Linked DNA regions of Homo sapiens: regions 2 and 3 are each linked to region 1. Evidence: read pairs that join two places in POLR2A ChIA-PET (ENCODE). Cell type or tissue: MCF 10A. All regions are shown on one strand. Each heading gives the region's core, and the rest is flanking DNA. Links, peaks and the distances in the headings are about the cores only. Region 1 has its middle 21 kb from the start of LINC01228. Region 2 has its middle 200 kb from the start of LINC01228. Region 3 has its middle 51 kb from the start of MAF.

Region 1 (4,899 bases), core at 334-4,333:
CGTTGCTTGACAGTTAGTACGTGCATTTCCTTTTCTCCACAGCTGTCAAATCAAATTGATTTTCAGTCATTCTAATCTGGGTAGGATCAGCAAACCAGATCCCCTAGGTGAAAAGCTAGTTTATCAAAGAAATCATTTATCCAATTCTTCTGCGATACGAACGGAATCTTTGAGTGGCTTTCAGAAAATGAATAACCAATTTCAAAGGGTGTTCATAACAATAATAATAATTACCTTTTATGAAGCATCTTTGCTGTGTTTCTTTATATCCCTTTTCTATTTCTCCAGTAATCCTTTGAGGTAGATAATAGCTCAATTCGGGAGTACTTACTTCTTGTGCATTCTCTCGTGACATCCTAACAACTCCACGTTGTATGTATTATGATCCCAATTATTTAGCAAATGAAATGGAAGCTCCAACAATCACATGTAACTTGCCCAAAGTCACACAGGCAATGACAGAGCTGGAGTTCTGACTCAGCAACCAGTGTCTCCAAACCCAAACTCTTCCTGCCTGCCCCTTCCACCAATCACAGCTCTCCTGCTGCCTAAGTCCTTTCTGCCTCATCACCCTACCATATTTGCCTTTGAATTCTGACTCAGGACTTGGGGTAGCAGGCATAATCTGCGCTCTCTTTTGAAACAGAGACTTTGTAAAGGTATTGAGAGAAAGAAGAACGAACTAACGCCTCCCCCCACCGCAACCCCACAGTAAACAATAAAGTTTATATCATCCATTCTATTTTTTTTTTCTTTTGTCACCCAGGCTGGAGTGCAGTGGCATACTCATGGCTCACTGCAGTCTTGCCTCCTGGGCTGAAATGATCCATCCGCCTCAGCCTACCAAGCAGCTGGGACTACAGACATGTGCGACCATGCCCTGCTAATTATTGTATTTTTTATAGAGATGGGGTCTTGCCATGTTGCTCAGGCTGGTCTTGAACTCATGACTTCAAGTGATCCTCCTGCTTTGGCCTCCTAAACTGTTGGGATTACAAGCATGAGCCACTGCAGCTGGCTATGTCAGCCATTCTTCAGTCCAGTTCTGCAAATTGTAGCCTGGTGCCCTCGGCTGGATCATTACTATCTGGCAGGCACAGTTTCTGCATCGGTGCAGAGAGAAGCTGCATAGATAGAAATGAAAATAGAAATTTTATTCCCTAGATAGTTGTCAGTGTTAAACAGGATAATGCATGTGCGTGGCTAGCCTAGACCCCTGGGATGCAGTTGGACCTCAATTAATGTTTCTGTAGCATTCAATTCACCAAGAGGCTTGTTTTCAGCTGAGGCCTGAGTTTGCACCCAGGAGACACTGGGCCATGCATGGAGACATTTTTGTTTGTCACCCCATTTTTGTTTGCCAAGTGTTTTTGGCATCTAGTGGGTCGAGGCCAGGGGTGCTGCTCAATATCCTACAATGCATGAGACGGACCCCACCACGAATAATTATGTAGCCCCAAATAGCAGCAGTGCCAAGGTTGAGAAATGAAACTATGAAGTGACTGAAAGGTCTACCCTCCCTTAACGTGGACTTTGGGAAAATTCCCTGACCTCTTCTGGCCTTTGCTTTCTCATCCTGTCAATGGGAGCTTTGCACTTGCTGGTCATGGGGACCCACCCAGGTGCATCATTACCAGCTTCTGGAATGTTGCTCCTCCCACTGCTGGTGCGGGCTCCTGTAGCCACCGTGGAGGGTATAAGCATCAGAAATGGCAGCCCCTTGCTGCCTGTGATCTGTGTCTTTTGCCTTCCTGAGGTGGGAGGGTTCAGAAAGCCCAACCCATCCCCACCCTTCCAGGACATTCTTTCTTGGCCCTGCGCTGGCATGGCTGTCGGGATCGACAGTCCCTCACCCGAGGGCCTTGCATGAATCCAGACACACCTTGGCTCCATTGCCCGAGGCCTGGCAGTGGATCAAAGAGCTCTGGTTGGAACATTTGGCAGCAGGAGGGAGATCAGCAAAATGGTCCTGCACTGGGTGCAGCATAAGCACAGCCTCCCAGGTAGCTGCTGTCTGTGGCCTCTGCAGCTTCTCTCTCTGTCAGAGCCTGGCCTTCTCTGGACCCTTCTCCCGGGACACTAGCACCTCTCCTCCCACGCTTCTGTGTCCACCCTCCCCCCTATATCCCTAGATCCTGGTGATGTAGAATTGTGAATGGATCTCAGTACACCACAGGAGTGTGCAGTGTGACCTGTGCATAGTCCAACTTCTCTGCTTCCTTCCCTGAAGGAAAAATAACAGCCGCAACAGCTCCCGTTGTAACCAGCACCTGGGTGTCAGGCTCTGAGCTGTGTACTTCACGTGCATTGTCTCATCTCATCCTCACCGCAACCCTCTAAAGTAGATTCCATTATTATTCCCATGTTGCAGTCATTTAATAACTATGTGTTAGGCAACCATTTAAGCCCTTTATATCATGTGAGTTTTCATTTGCTCATTTGGTCCTCACAGCATCTCTGTGGGATAAGTACTAGTCTCACTTCCATTTTACAACCAGGAAAACGGAGGTACAAATAAGTGAGTGTGTAATGGATCTGAGATTCAGACCTAGATCATCTGCTTCCAGAGTCAAAGCCCTTAATCACTGTGCATACTGTCTCCAGAATAAACAAAAGCAGATTCAGAGAGGTTAATCAACTTGCCCAAGATCACAAAGTCAAGATATGTTAGAAAGACTAGTAGGACCCAGGTCAGTCTGTCTAGAGCCTATTTATTTTCCCACAGTACTACTTGATGTGTGTGTGTGTGTGTGTGTGTGTGTGTGTGTGTGTGTGTAGTTCATCTCTTTCTTTATATATTTATTTTTTGAGATAGAAGTGACTTTAAAAACACATGTGCCTATCTACGATAATTTCATTAATCATAACTAAATAAAACAAACTGATAGGAACAATTCATGGTTGACTCTACAATATGTGGACTACTATAAGAACTGGAAATTAACTAATGTCCTTGATTGTCCTTAACAGATTTAATGAGGAAGGCTAATTACATGAAAATACTCTTATTTCCAGTTTTAGAAACTCGTCAAAGCAGGGAGGGCTTCCATTCTGATGAATAGATTGAAGCTCAGAAAATGTAAGGACCAAGGACCTGAACTAAGACAAGTCCTCACTGAGTTTCGTCTAACCCAGAGGCTGTGTTCTATAGGTTAGCTGATCCTGCCTATTGCGCGGATCCTGAAATATGAGACAAAGCTTCGAGCTAGGGTACAGAGGTGTCCGGGAGCAGGTAGCCCAGGCAGAAGAAAGAACAAATGATGACAGGTGGTATCACCTCTCAGCTGGCCCCAAATCCCTGTCTGGTAAGGTCTGGAAGCTTTCACAGTGCTGCATTCTTCACTGAGGCTCACAGGGCTTAATGTAATTGCAAAATATCCTAAAAAACAACATTTTATCATTTTCCTCCAGAGCTTCTCGCCTTGTAAATAGCGTGTTGGCACATGTTGAAGCCCAGCCACACAGCTCTGTCTCCGGCTTCTGCAAAGTGGCGTGAGGCCTGCTGTTGGTGTGCAGGGGAGTGCAGGCCAACCACGCCCCAGGAATGGGAAACCTCCTTTCGCTCCCAGGAGAGGCTGTGGCAGAGCCAGAGCTAGACTGTGCCTTTACAAGGCATTTGCTTCTTATGAACCTGCTCCAAAATCACTGATGAGCTCACAGAAGAGAAGCCATAAATCAGCAGGCTGGGGCTGGGTCCTTTGCTCACAGTAGGCAGAGGATGCAGTGTGGACCTCCCTCCAAAGGCCCTTTCACCACCAACTTATCCTGCCTTCCCACCTTCCCGCTGGTCCTGCAGCAGCCCAGCTCCCCAGCTCCTGGAGGCCTGGCGGCTGTCTGCCATTCACACGGTTGAGCTGCCCCAGACCTGCCCGTGTGGGCCCCACCTTGCCACTCCCACTTGTCTGCTCCCAGGACAGCAATTGTGCAAGAAGCCCCACACGTGAGCGGGCATCAGGGCGACAGCCAAAGAGCCTCTCTGTGGTGATGCTGGGGCGGAGAGGCTACCTGGCAGCCACTGGAGCGCAGTGACATGGGCATGAAACCTGAGCACCTAGCTCATCAGATGACAGAAAGCCTCGGGTGAGAAGAGACCTCCGTGGGATGCAGTGATGCCACATTAGAGGCCTGCTAGGTACCCAGAAGAGTCACTTTATGTGGATATAGACCCTGAGCACGACTGCACCCACTTGGTCAGCTGTCCAGGCCATGGTCCCTCTGAGGCAAGTCTCAACTTTTCTCCACGTGCCAAAAGAAAACCGTATCTGACAGCTGAAGAAATGGAAAGTGGTGTAGCTTTGACTGAAGCTTTCCTGGGGAAACGGAAGAGGGGGTTACATCAAACCCCACAGGGTTTCTGGAAGTCTCTTGTAAACATCCTTGACCCCACTCCTCCTACAGCTGCTGCTTCCTCCCTTTGGTGTACCCCAACCACCTCGTCTGCAGTCTCTCCTTTCACCTGGTTCTGTGTCCCTCTCAGCTGCCCCTCAAAAACCCTTCAACTTCCACATCTCACTCTGCAAAGCGAGAGTGGTGACGCTTGGCAACATAGAAGTCTAGTTAGCAAACTACAGATCAAAAGCAAGTCTGGGAAGCCTTATGCCACCCATTAATATAACCTTTGTTTTTTAACTTGTTAATTTAAAAAGTATTTTATGTTTTACTCAAACAAAAAGTGATAGACCCCCATATACTGGCCAATCTGATCTGACCGATGTTAACATTTTCCCCTGTCTTTTCTGTGGATGTACCATTCTTTTTTTTTTTTTTTCTTTTTTTTTTTTTGACACGGAGTCTCACTGTGTCACTCAGGCTGGAGTGCAGTGGCGCGATCTCGGCTCACTGCAAGCTCCGCCTCCTGGGTTCACGCCATTCTCCTGCCTCAGCCTCCCGAGTAGCTGG
Region 2 (4,899 bases), core at 336-4,335, 180 kb after region 1:
CTTCAGGCTTGAAGGAAAAGATAGGAAGTAGAATTTTATTTAAGAAAGAGAAGCCGTAGGAAGGCTCCAAGGAGAGGAAAATCATGCTCTGACGGGTTTTCTGGATGCTTTTAAAAAACAAAAAATATGTGGGGAGGGGGCAGCATGGAACAGGAGTATCAGTAAGGAGCTGCATCCAGGAAATAATTTCTTAGGTTGGGATGGTTACAACAAAAACTTTCAGGACAGGCTTCTTTTAAGAACCAGATAGTAAATATTCTGCGCAAAATCAAGGCCAAAAGGCAGCCTCAAGGCTATTAGGTACATATTTATATAATCATTTCAAACCATCTGGTTAATAATAAATAAATAAATGCCATTCTTAGATCAAGGGCCATTAAGAAAGGGCCAAAAGAAAAAGCAAGCCGGCAACTGGCTGCATTTGGCCCACTGGCTTTAGTTCGCAACCCCTGGTTGGAGATCAACAGGAGAAGAGATGGGGCCTTGGACAATGAATATGGCAATTGCATGCCTGGTAGATCAGGGCTTGGAAAAAACATCATGCCTCACGATAGCTGGACTGTGTTTTTGGAAGTCCTTGTAGCTTAGCAGGACCAGGGGATTAACCGGATTGATGTATCAGAATGTGAGTATTTGGTTCTGGCCACTTTCTTCTGTTGGAGCCACCATTTGACATAAAGCAGATTTAAGATTTCATGGGAAGTGAGAGGCTCTCCCTTTATATTTTTGGGCATGGAGCCACAGCCCTGTTGGCATTCAGGGAGGTTTGGAGTTCCAAAATGGTGTTTGGGTTGAGAATGCAAATGGATTTGTTCTTCGGTTATGACACGTACATTCCATGGCCCGGAAAAACCCAGAAAATTGACATTTATTGAAAGGGTGGGGAGAGGATGGAAGGGAGTGTGTACCAATTCTATTGCCATCTGATTTATCTACTGTGAGGTCGAAAGGCCTGTAACTACCACAAGTAAAAGCTGTTGCCTGGCTAGATCAGCAATAAGGAAATTAATCAGAGTTCTCTACACAGAAATATCTAATCCATAGGGATTAATATAGCACATAATCCACACCCATCTAATTTTTCTTCTAAAGTACACTGGACTAAAGTTATGAATTAGCTAACCTTTGTATGCTGGTCACCCTTTGCACATAAGAAGAATTTGGTATATGAATATAAAACACTGGCCACAGAGTCTCCTTCAACTTTAATCTGACAGTTTCCTATATATTATATTATACTATATTGCTAGTATTCATTGTTTCAAATCATATGTTATATATTATATATCACTTTTATACTATATATTCATATATATTCTAAATAAGTGTATATGATATTTATTATTTATAATACTTTTGTATATACATTTATGTCATAAAGACATGTTAAGTACAGAAAGTTTTGAAAATTTAATCAAGATGGAAAATGTTCACTGAACTTCCATAACTACTGGTAATATTTTTATGTTTCATTCTAGTCTTTTACAGTTGGATTTTTTTCCAGAGTAGAGAGACCTTTTGTTGTTGTTAATGTAGCTTTGACCCTAAGGCTTTAAAAATTTTGTTTTCTGCTTTACCATTTAACCCAGCATTTTAGCACTAGGATCTTCTATAGTACTGAGGACTTCAAAAGATTTTCCAATAGCTGAATGCCCAGTACATTTACCACTTATAGACGAAACCAAATTGTATAGTTGGATTTGAAAAGTGCTTTCTGTATTCCCTTATTATAAGTAATAATTTAGAAAACGTTTCTCTCTTCATAACTATCTTTTTTATTTCAGATTGCGTCTTTAGCTTAAACCTAGAAGGTCCAATGTCACAAGACTTTTAAGCCCAACTTCACGACAGAAAGCTTCCATTGATTTTTGCCACACTCATCATCAGTGGGTATACATCTCTCTCTACCTTCACAATCCTGGAATATGCATATGTTGAAGGAGGAATACTGTTAATTTCATCAGTGTAAAATTTTTATCCTTGTTTGTTAAATAAATGTATTTCTTCTACTGAATTGCTTTTTAAATTGACTTCACTTTTTTTACATAGCTCTTAAAAAGGAGAGTTATTGCTTTTTCATATCTCCAAAGTTTGGGTGCTAATTAATCTGCACCTCTAAAAGTTAAAGTAAGTTACCCACAGGTTTTTTCTAGTCCTGAAAAGCAATTTATCTGCCTGTTTCAAATTATAACCACATCAATGATGATGATGATGATATTGTCCTTGGGCATATATGTGAAAGAAGCAACTCGTGAGAAGTGGGGCCAACTTGTTTTGGAGATTCCAGGACTTGTCTTTGGGCAAGTCTCCTTCCTGACAACCCCCTCCCCAGTCTGTGGGGACAGATTCAGGCTTGTGTGGCACTTGAATACTCTCGATCTGCCCTTATGTAATAAGTGTTACTCATGTCCCAGTATGAGTCACCCAATCCCTCGCCCGGGGCATCTCCGCCAGGCTGTAGAGTTTCCCACCTGCCCTGATCCCTGTCTGAATAGAGATAGCATGACTCAGCGCCGGGGAAAGGGTGGTTCTCTCTGTCTAGCTGATGTCCTCAGCTCCAGGAAGCTCTGGGCTTGCGGCATGACAGCAGAGAGAAGGGCCACGCTGCTCACGTCAGCAGTGCCCCACTGAGGGGGCCCGATGCAGGAAGAGGCAGCCCAGAGGCCAGCCGGTCCCCACCACCCAGCTACCGGGTTTGGAGAGGAAACACAGAGCAGTGTCTATTTAGATCTTCAGCGAGGTTTCCTTTCTTTCTCCACGGTCTCACGGGCAGTCAGAAGGATATGAATAATAATAACAACTGCTACTATTTTTTGAACACTGAATGCTTGCATTTGGCAAGCATCGTGCAAGGTATTTTACACATGTTAACACATTTAATCATCACAACAAGACAATGAAGGAGCTCCTATCATTTTGCCCATATGAAAGATGCGAAAACTAAGGCCCTGAGGGAATAAGTCCAGTCCACATAGCTGGGTAAGACACAGATCTGGAATTGAAACTCGGTCTCCAGAGCTTTCTCTCTTAACCACTAGACCAGTCTTTTCAAACTGTAAAGTGTACATGAATCACCCCGGGATCCTGTTAAAATGCAGATTCTGATTCAGCAGGTCTGGGATGAGACCTGGGAGTCTGCATTTCTAGCAATCTCCCAGGTGAGGAAGATGCTACTGATCCACGCCCCACCTGTTGAGGAACATGGCTCTATATTATACTGCTTTCACACTATGCTTTGGACTAGTCTTTAGTGGGAAAATACTGTATTCACTTAACTCTTTCTTTATCCATTCATTGTCTATTTATACTTTCAGACAACAACCACGGAATCCCCACCATGAGTCAAGCATGGAGAACATAGAGATGGACATGGCTCCCTCATAAACATGGAAAAAATCAGTTCAACAAGGAGACAAGACCCTCTATCACACACATATATAATTATAATTATACAGCAAGATAAGGCTGAAAACAGAGGGTTGTTCTGTGCATGGTGCATAAAGAAGAGGTGATCTTGCCAGTGAGTCAGAGAAAGTGCTCCAAAGCGTGGAGGGAGGAAGCCCAGGCATGATGTACCTCAAAGGTCTGGTCTCCTAAGAATAGTGAGATGTTCTCCTATTTGTAGCCCAGGATTCATGGTGGGTAGAAGGGGAGAAGAGGCTCTCAGGATAGACAAGAGACAGTCTCCTCGCTAGAGACCCCTCCCTTCCCATGCCCCCATCCCGTGGCTATTTTTCTCCTTTTGTTTGTCTTATTCCTTCCACAAAGACTATTCTTACCCAAACACCAAACACCGCCCATAAGCTGGATCACTTCAAGATCCAGTCCAAATGTCCTTCCTCCACATTTTCTCAGACCCCTCCCTTCCCATGCCCCCATCCCATGGCTATTTTTCTCCTTTTGCTTGTGTTATTCCTTCCACAAAGACTATTCTTACCCAAACCCCAAACACTGCCCATAAGCTGGATCACTTCATGATCCAGTCCAAATGTCCTTTCTCCACATTTTCTCCAAAGCGCACGACCTTCATATACATGAGAAGGAACTCTTGCCAGTGGCGGCTTATTCTGTGCCAGACACCTTGTTAAGGTTTTTGCATATGCTAAGTCATTTAACAGTCCAAATAACTCAGAAATATTGTAATTTTTTTATCTTATTTGGTAATGAGGAAAGTGGAAGCACCAACTTAAGAAACTTCTATCAGACCACCCAGCTCCAGTGCATGCTAGCTGGATTACAAGAGAGGCAGGTTCTTAACTGCTAAGCAGCAGGGCCCCATAGCCACTAAACCTCTCTATCGCCATTATCTCATTCACCCTCTTGAATACAAGAAGGCTTTGCTGAGTGCAAACATTTCTAAGTAGCTTGCAAGAGTCTTGACAACAATGCCCTGGGAAGAAAGAAGAGATTTGTGCAGCAGGAGCTTTGGGAGTAGGGAAATAACAGTGGAAAACTAAGCTGAAACAGCAGGTGGGATTAGGAAAGGAGCAATGATTCACACATTTACTGTGGCTGCACTTGAGGCCTTTCCAGATAGGGGCTGATATGGTTTGGGTCTGTGTCCCCACCCCAAATCTCATGTGGAATTGTAATCTCCAACGATGGAGGAGTGGCTAGAGGGGAGTTGATTGGCACATGGTGGTGTAGTTCTCATGAATGGTTTAGCACCATCTCACCTTGGTACTGCATAGTGAATGAGTTCTCAGGAGATCTCGGTGTTTAAAAGTGTGAGGCACCTCCCATCTGTCTCTTAGTCCTGCTCCTTCCATGTAAGACAGCCTGCTTCCCCTTTGCCTTCCACCATGAGTAAAATCCTCCTAAGAGCTCCCCAGAATCAGGTGCCGACATGCTTCCTGTGCAGCCTATGAAACCATGAGCCAATTAAACCTCTTTTCTTTA
Region 3 (4,899 bases), core at 440-4,439, 200 kb before region 1:
ACCAGTGTGGTCTCTTGGTATTGAGGTTCTCACCTTCTTGGACTAGACACCCTATCTCTATTTATGTGACCTTGTTGCCATTAACATCTTTGAAAACTAAAGCTGATACCAGTGGTTTTCAAAAGTTGATGCCCAAACTAGCAGCATCAACATCACCTGAGAAGTTGTTAGAAATGTAAATTCTCTGGCTCCTCCCAAGACCTCCGGAATCACAAACACTGGGGTTGGTATCCAGCCATCTGTGCTTTAAGAAGCCCTCCAGAGGTTTCTCATGCATGAATGAGTATGAGATCCACTGATTTCCACTGAAAGCCTTTTAAAAGTCCTCTGACTTTCAGCCAAGGGTTCCTTTCTTTAATGGCTGGATTTGGGGGAGCACATAGTGTAGAAGTTTGCATTTGATCTTGTTAGTGCATTATAACTTTGGCCCATGGTTCTAGCTTGTATGAACCTCCTGAAATACATTTCTCTCTGTGTTGCACCAAATGCTCATTGAATAATGCTGCCTTTGGTCTTTATCTACAGCATGGATACATATGTTAAACAACACAGACCCCAAATCAGAATCACACTTCCCCCCTTGCCTTGGGTCTCATTGTTTCCTCTGCCTCTGATATGATTCCAAGACGCATCTCTCCCACCTTCCAAACTACTTCTTCTGCCTAGTTCTGCTAGGGCTGGTATTTCCATTTAGAGATCACTTCTATGAAAAAAACTGGGTTTGGGGCTGGTCCTCCAAGTTCCCTGTGCAGACAACTGTCCGTGTTTGATTAGTGACTCTCCTCCTCTCCAGCAGTGGTTCTCAATTGGGGTGATTTTGCCCCCTAGGGGCATTTGACAAATTTCTGGACACATTTTTGGTTGTCACCTCTTGGGGTACACTACTGGCATCTAGTAGCTAGAGACCAGGGATGCTGATAAACACCCCTTCAATGCTCAGAACAGGGTCCTCCAACAAAGAATGATCCAACCTAGAATGTCACCAGTGCTGAGGTTGATACACCCTGTCCTGAATTGTAAGTTCTGTCTCTTTCCATCACTGATTTTATTCCCAGTTCCAACAGAGTGCATGGCCCAAAGGAGGCGCTGAATAAATTTATTTTTTTAATGACTAGGTGACATCTCTCTTCCTGGGAGGAAGCATAAGAAAAACTAATCAAGATTACCTGCAGATTTATACTTTTCTGTTTAGGAAATACCTTGTCTGGGGGCTGATATGACGAGGGACCTGTGGAAACAGTTTTTACTGAACTGATAAGCTAGCTTTATAATTAGCATACTCATTGCCAGTTAATACATGTGCTTCTAAAGCACTGGCCACTAAAACATTTTTGCATCTCTAAGTCGCTGAGTGGGGCTCACCTTTTGCTATCTTATCTTCCTACTTATTTGCTGCGTTAATTTTTTTCTTTTTTTGAGACTGAGTCTTGTTCTGTCACCCAGGCTGGAGTTCAGTGGCGTGACCTTGGTGCACCGCAACCTCCACCTCCCAGGTTCAAGCGATTCTCCTGTCTCAGCCTCCCGAGTAGCTAGGATTACAAGCACCTGCCACTGCACCCGGTTAATTTTTGTATTTTTAGCAGAGACAGGGTTTCACCATGTTAGCCAGGCTGGTGTTGAATTCCGGACCTCAAGTGATCCGCCTGCCTCAGGCTCCCAAAGTGCTGGGATAACAGACGTGATAACGGTGCCAGTCATTAATATGATTTTTATTAGTTATGTGAACTTGAACCACTTGAGTTCTCCAGGTTCAGATTCCTCAAAGTGGCTTAAAGATTCCTGCACTTTCTGGAGACCTGTGACGGAGATGATGAGGATGGAGTCAGATAATATTTGTAAGTTACTGAGAGCATTGCTTCGGCCTGTCTCTGTAGTCATCATTTTCTTATTTACTCTTTACAACCATCCTGTGAGGTCAGTAGCAAGTATAATCTTAATATAATAGACTATGAGTTTGAAGCTGTTAGGATAACTAGTTGGATTTGTATCCAGTTTTTCATTGATGAGTTACGTTAACCTGTGTCAATAACTGATTTTTACTGCTCTGAAGAAAAATTTCTCTTGTGGATAAAGCTTTTCTGGAAGCTTCTAAAATATTGCAAAGGCTGTTTTGCACCCAACATTAGTTTCTACATTTTTGCATTCTAATTTGGCCATGACTCAAGATTTCCAGATGGGCAGGGTTATGGAGGGGAATCACATTCACTTTTAAACTGATCATGTTTGAACCCTTGAAGAAAGTCATCACGCATGGACACAGGAATCCTGCATGAGGGGTGAGGCTGGAAGACTCGCACTTGGACCCTTCTCCATGTTGAGTTTTTAAGCTCACTGTGTAGCACCCACATCGGCCTGGAGCCAGATGGAGGCTGCCCTGCTGCTCTTTGGGGAGAAGGGCCTGGCTCAGTGTCTCCCAGAGTGAGGCAAGGCCTGGGAGCCAATGAGTCATTCTCTCTTGGCACGGACTCTCCAGGCTCTTGGGGGAAACAAACAGACTTTGTTGAGAAGGAGCTCTCCTGCCTATGAATGGCCGCTAGTCAACTCTTCAGAGGAGCCCTGTAACCTGTGCCTGCCCGGTCTTCACCCCTCTTGGCCTGGAGAAACCACAATTACTCGGGGGCGGGGGTGGATTTTGGAGCTCAGACCTTTGTTGTCAACATGGAACAAAGATGTCAGACCCTGGCTGGAGAGAAATTTCTTGGGGGCCCATCTGGGGTGTGAGCTTCTGACTCTTGCTTCATCTGTCTCACCAATGCTTGGGCAAAAAAGAGTCCGTCTTGACACCCAATTCCTGAGTTCTCTCTTCATTTAATTCTGCATTTAGCAGCCAGCTATCTCAGGTATCTTGGTCTTTTTTTTTTTTTTTTTTTTTTTTTTGAGATAGAGTCTTACTCTGTTGCTCAGGCTGGAGTGCAATGGCACAATCTCGGCTCACTGCAACCTCTGCCTCCCAGGTTCAAGTGATTCTCCTGCCTCAGCCTCCTAAGTAGCTAGAATTACGGGCGCCAACCACCATGTCCAGCTTATTTTTGTATTTTTAGTAGGGACTGAGTTTCACCATGTTGGCCAAGCTGGTCTCGAACTCCTGACCTCAAGTGATCCTCCTGCCTCAGCCTCCCAAAGTGCTGGGATTACACATGTGAGCCACCGTGCCCGGCTAGGCATCTTCTTAATATTGAAAGTACTCTCATTTCCAGAGTTCCCTTTTCTATGTTTATTCATCTTTGTCTGAGGAACTTCTCTGGTGAACACGCAGTTTTATAATGTGATGTTTTAGAGAATATTTTATTTTCTTGGCAGCTGTTATGAGAATTTCTTAAGGGCAGACACCCACTTTTGGGAGAGGAGAATATTTAAAAACGTCTCTTTGGGAATGGGTGATGGGAGCCAATCTTCCTGGACCTGAATGTGAGAAAGTCCATGGAGAGGGGGACAGAACTAGGAGTTACTCTAGAGAGGGAAGGAAGAAGAAGATGGGAGGTGAGTGCAGGACTGAAGCTGGTGGGACACAGGAAGACCAGCCCCAGGCCCCTGTGATGTACCCCTTCCTGTGATCACAAACCTTTCAGTAAAGTCACTGAACTCAAAGTGTTTCAGACAAGTCGGTTTATTTTTGAAATTCTTTTAAGTAATGGGTTTTTGTTCAGCTTGATGGGGGTGGAATTTGAAGCCACATGCAGGTGCATTCAGAGCTCCAAAGCTAAGAGACATGTGAGGAATAGATGGAGGAATTCACAGCAATTCTGGGGACAGCTCGGGATTCTTGCAAGTCTGTGGAATTAGGTTTTGGACTAATTTTAACCAAATCTCCCAGGAGTGGGGGCCATGGAGAACATCTGAGTTACTTTATTAACATCCCTCTGACAGCTCGCTGCACTGACGTTGCCATTTTTCTCCTTCTCTAGCAAGGAGTAGGGGCTTGGTCTGCATCTGTTGAGGCTTGCTCTGACTGAGGGTATGAAATGGTCTCCAAGGAGGAGACTGTGCAACCAATATGAGGCGTAACCTTGTTTATTAGCGCCTTGGAGCAGGACAATGAACTGGGACAACATGGTAGGCGCATGGTGAGTCTTCCACTCATTAACCCAGATGGAGGTCACAGCTCCATCTTGGCTGCTGCCAGGAAACAATAACTTGTCAAAACTTCAGGTGATATAATAAAAAAAAAAAAAGGAAGAAAAAAAAAAAAACTTCAGGTGAAAGCACCAGGTTCTGGCTCATTGGAACCCAATTCCTAGATAAGCACAGGCAGAAGAGGAAGCTGTGCTTGAATAGCCCCAGATAGGCCAAGCAGATGTTGCAGGGGACTCCTTCCTGCAGAGCTGCAGAGCTGGCTGGGCTCAGCACCCAAACAGGGCCCCTGGGAGAGTGGCTGATGAGGGCCTCACAGTGCTAGGAGCTGCCAAGTGCTTAGCTCTGCCCCCCTACCCCAGAGATGGCTTGGCCTCCCGCCAGCTGAGTTTGGAAGGGAGGGATAAGGATAGGCAGTGAGTCTCACATGGGGAACTCTTGCAAAAGACGCAGCAATGGTTTTGGATAACATCCCATTGTCACAGGCTGCAAAGACTCCAGTGGGGCTGGGTTGTAGGGAGAGATAGAAGCCGGGTGCAAGGAGCGGCTAAGGCACTCCTTTTCTGCACCACCCTTACTCACGGGGAGGGACGTAGATATGAACTGTGTAATCCAGAACAGGTCTCTGAGCTGCCCTGCCTGCTGTGGCTGGGAGAATAATCACAGCCTCCCTCAGGCCAAACAAGGGCCTGCCTGGAACCCAGACACATTCCAGAAAGAAATGAGGAGTCTGTGTGTGCATGGTCAAGATGTGTGTGTGTGTGCTTGTGCACGTGCATTTTGGTATGGTCCACTGTGTGTGCCCTCTGCATGTGTGTGTGTGTTTGT

The links. Peaks named below come from ENCODE experiments on the same cell type or tissue, not always from the same donor. Only the 100,000 strongest peaks of a DNase experiment are listed, where the experiment ranks them.
Region 2: POLR2A ChIA-PET joins it to region 1 with 5 read pairs; 1 of 35 experiments calls an interaction of 5 or more read pairs at or near these places.
Region 3: POLR2A ChIA-PET joins it to region 1 with 6 read pairs; 2 of 35 experiments call an interaction of 5 or more read pairs at or near these places.

The regions. Positions count from the first base shown.
Region 1 is chr16:79,845,425-79,850,323 of GRCh38, forward strand. No RefSeq gene overlaps it. Among named protein-coding and RNA genes, the nearest start is that of LINC01228, 21 kb to the left of the region's middle. In MCF 10A, for the core only: no CTCF peak of the experiment used is centred there; a DNase peak (open chromatin) is centred at 1,897.
Region 2 is chr16:80,024,791-80,029,689 of GRCh38, forward strand. No RefSeq gene overlaps it. Among named protein-coding and RNA genes, the nearest start is that of LINC01228, 200 kb to the left of the region's middle. RefSeq lists enhancers at 1,996-3,195, 2,705-2,764. In MCF 10A, for the core only: no CTCF peak of the experiment used is centred there; a DNase peak (open chromatin) is centred at 2,491.
Region 3 is chr16:79,649,107-79,654,005 of GRCh38, forward strand. No RefSeq gene overlaps it. Among named protein-coding and RNA genes, the nearest start is that of MAF, 51 kb to the left of the region's middle. In MCF 10A, for the core only: no CTCF peak of the experiment used is centred there; a DNase peak (open chromatin) is centred at 2,455.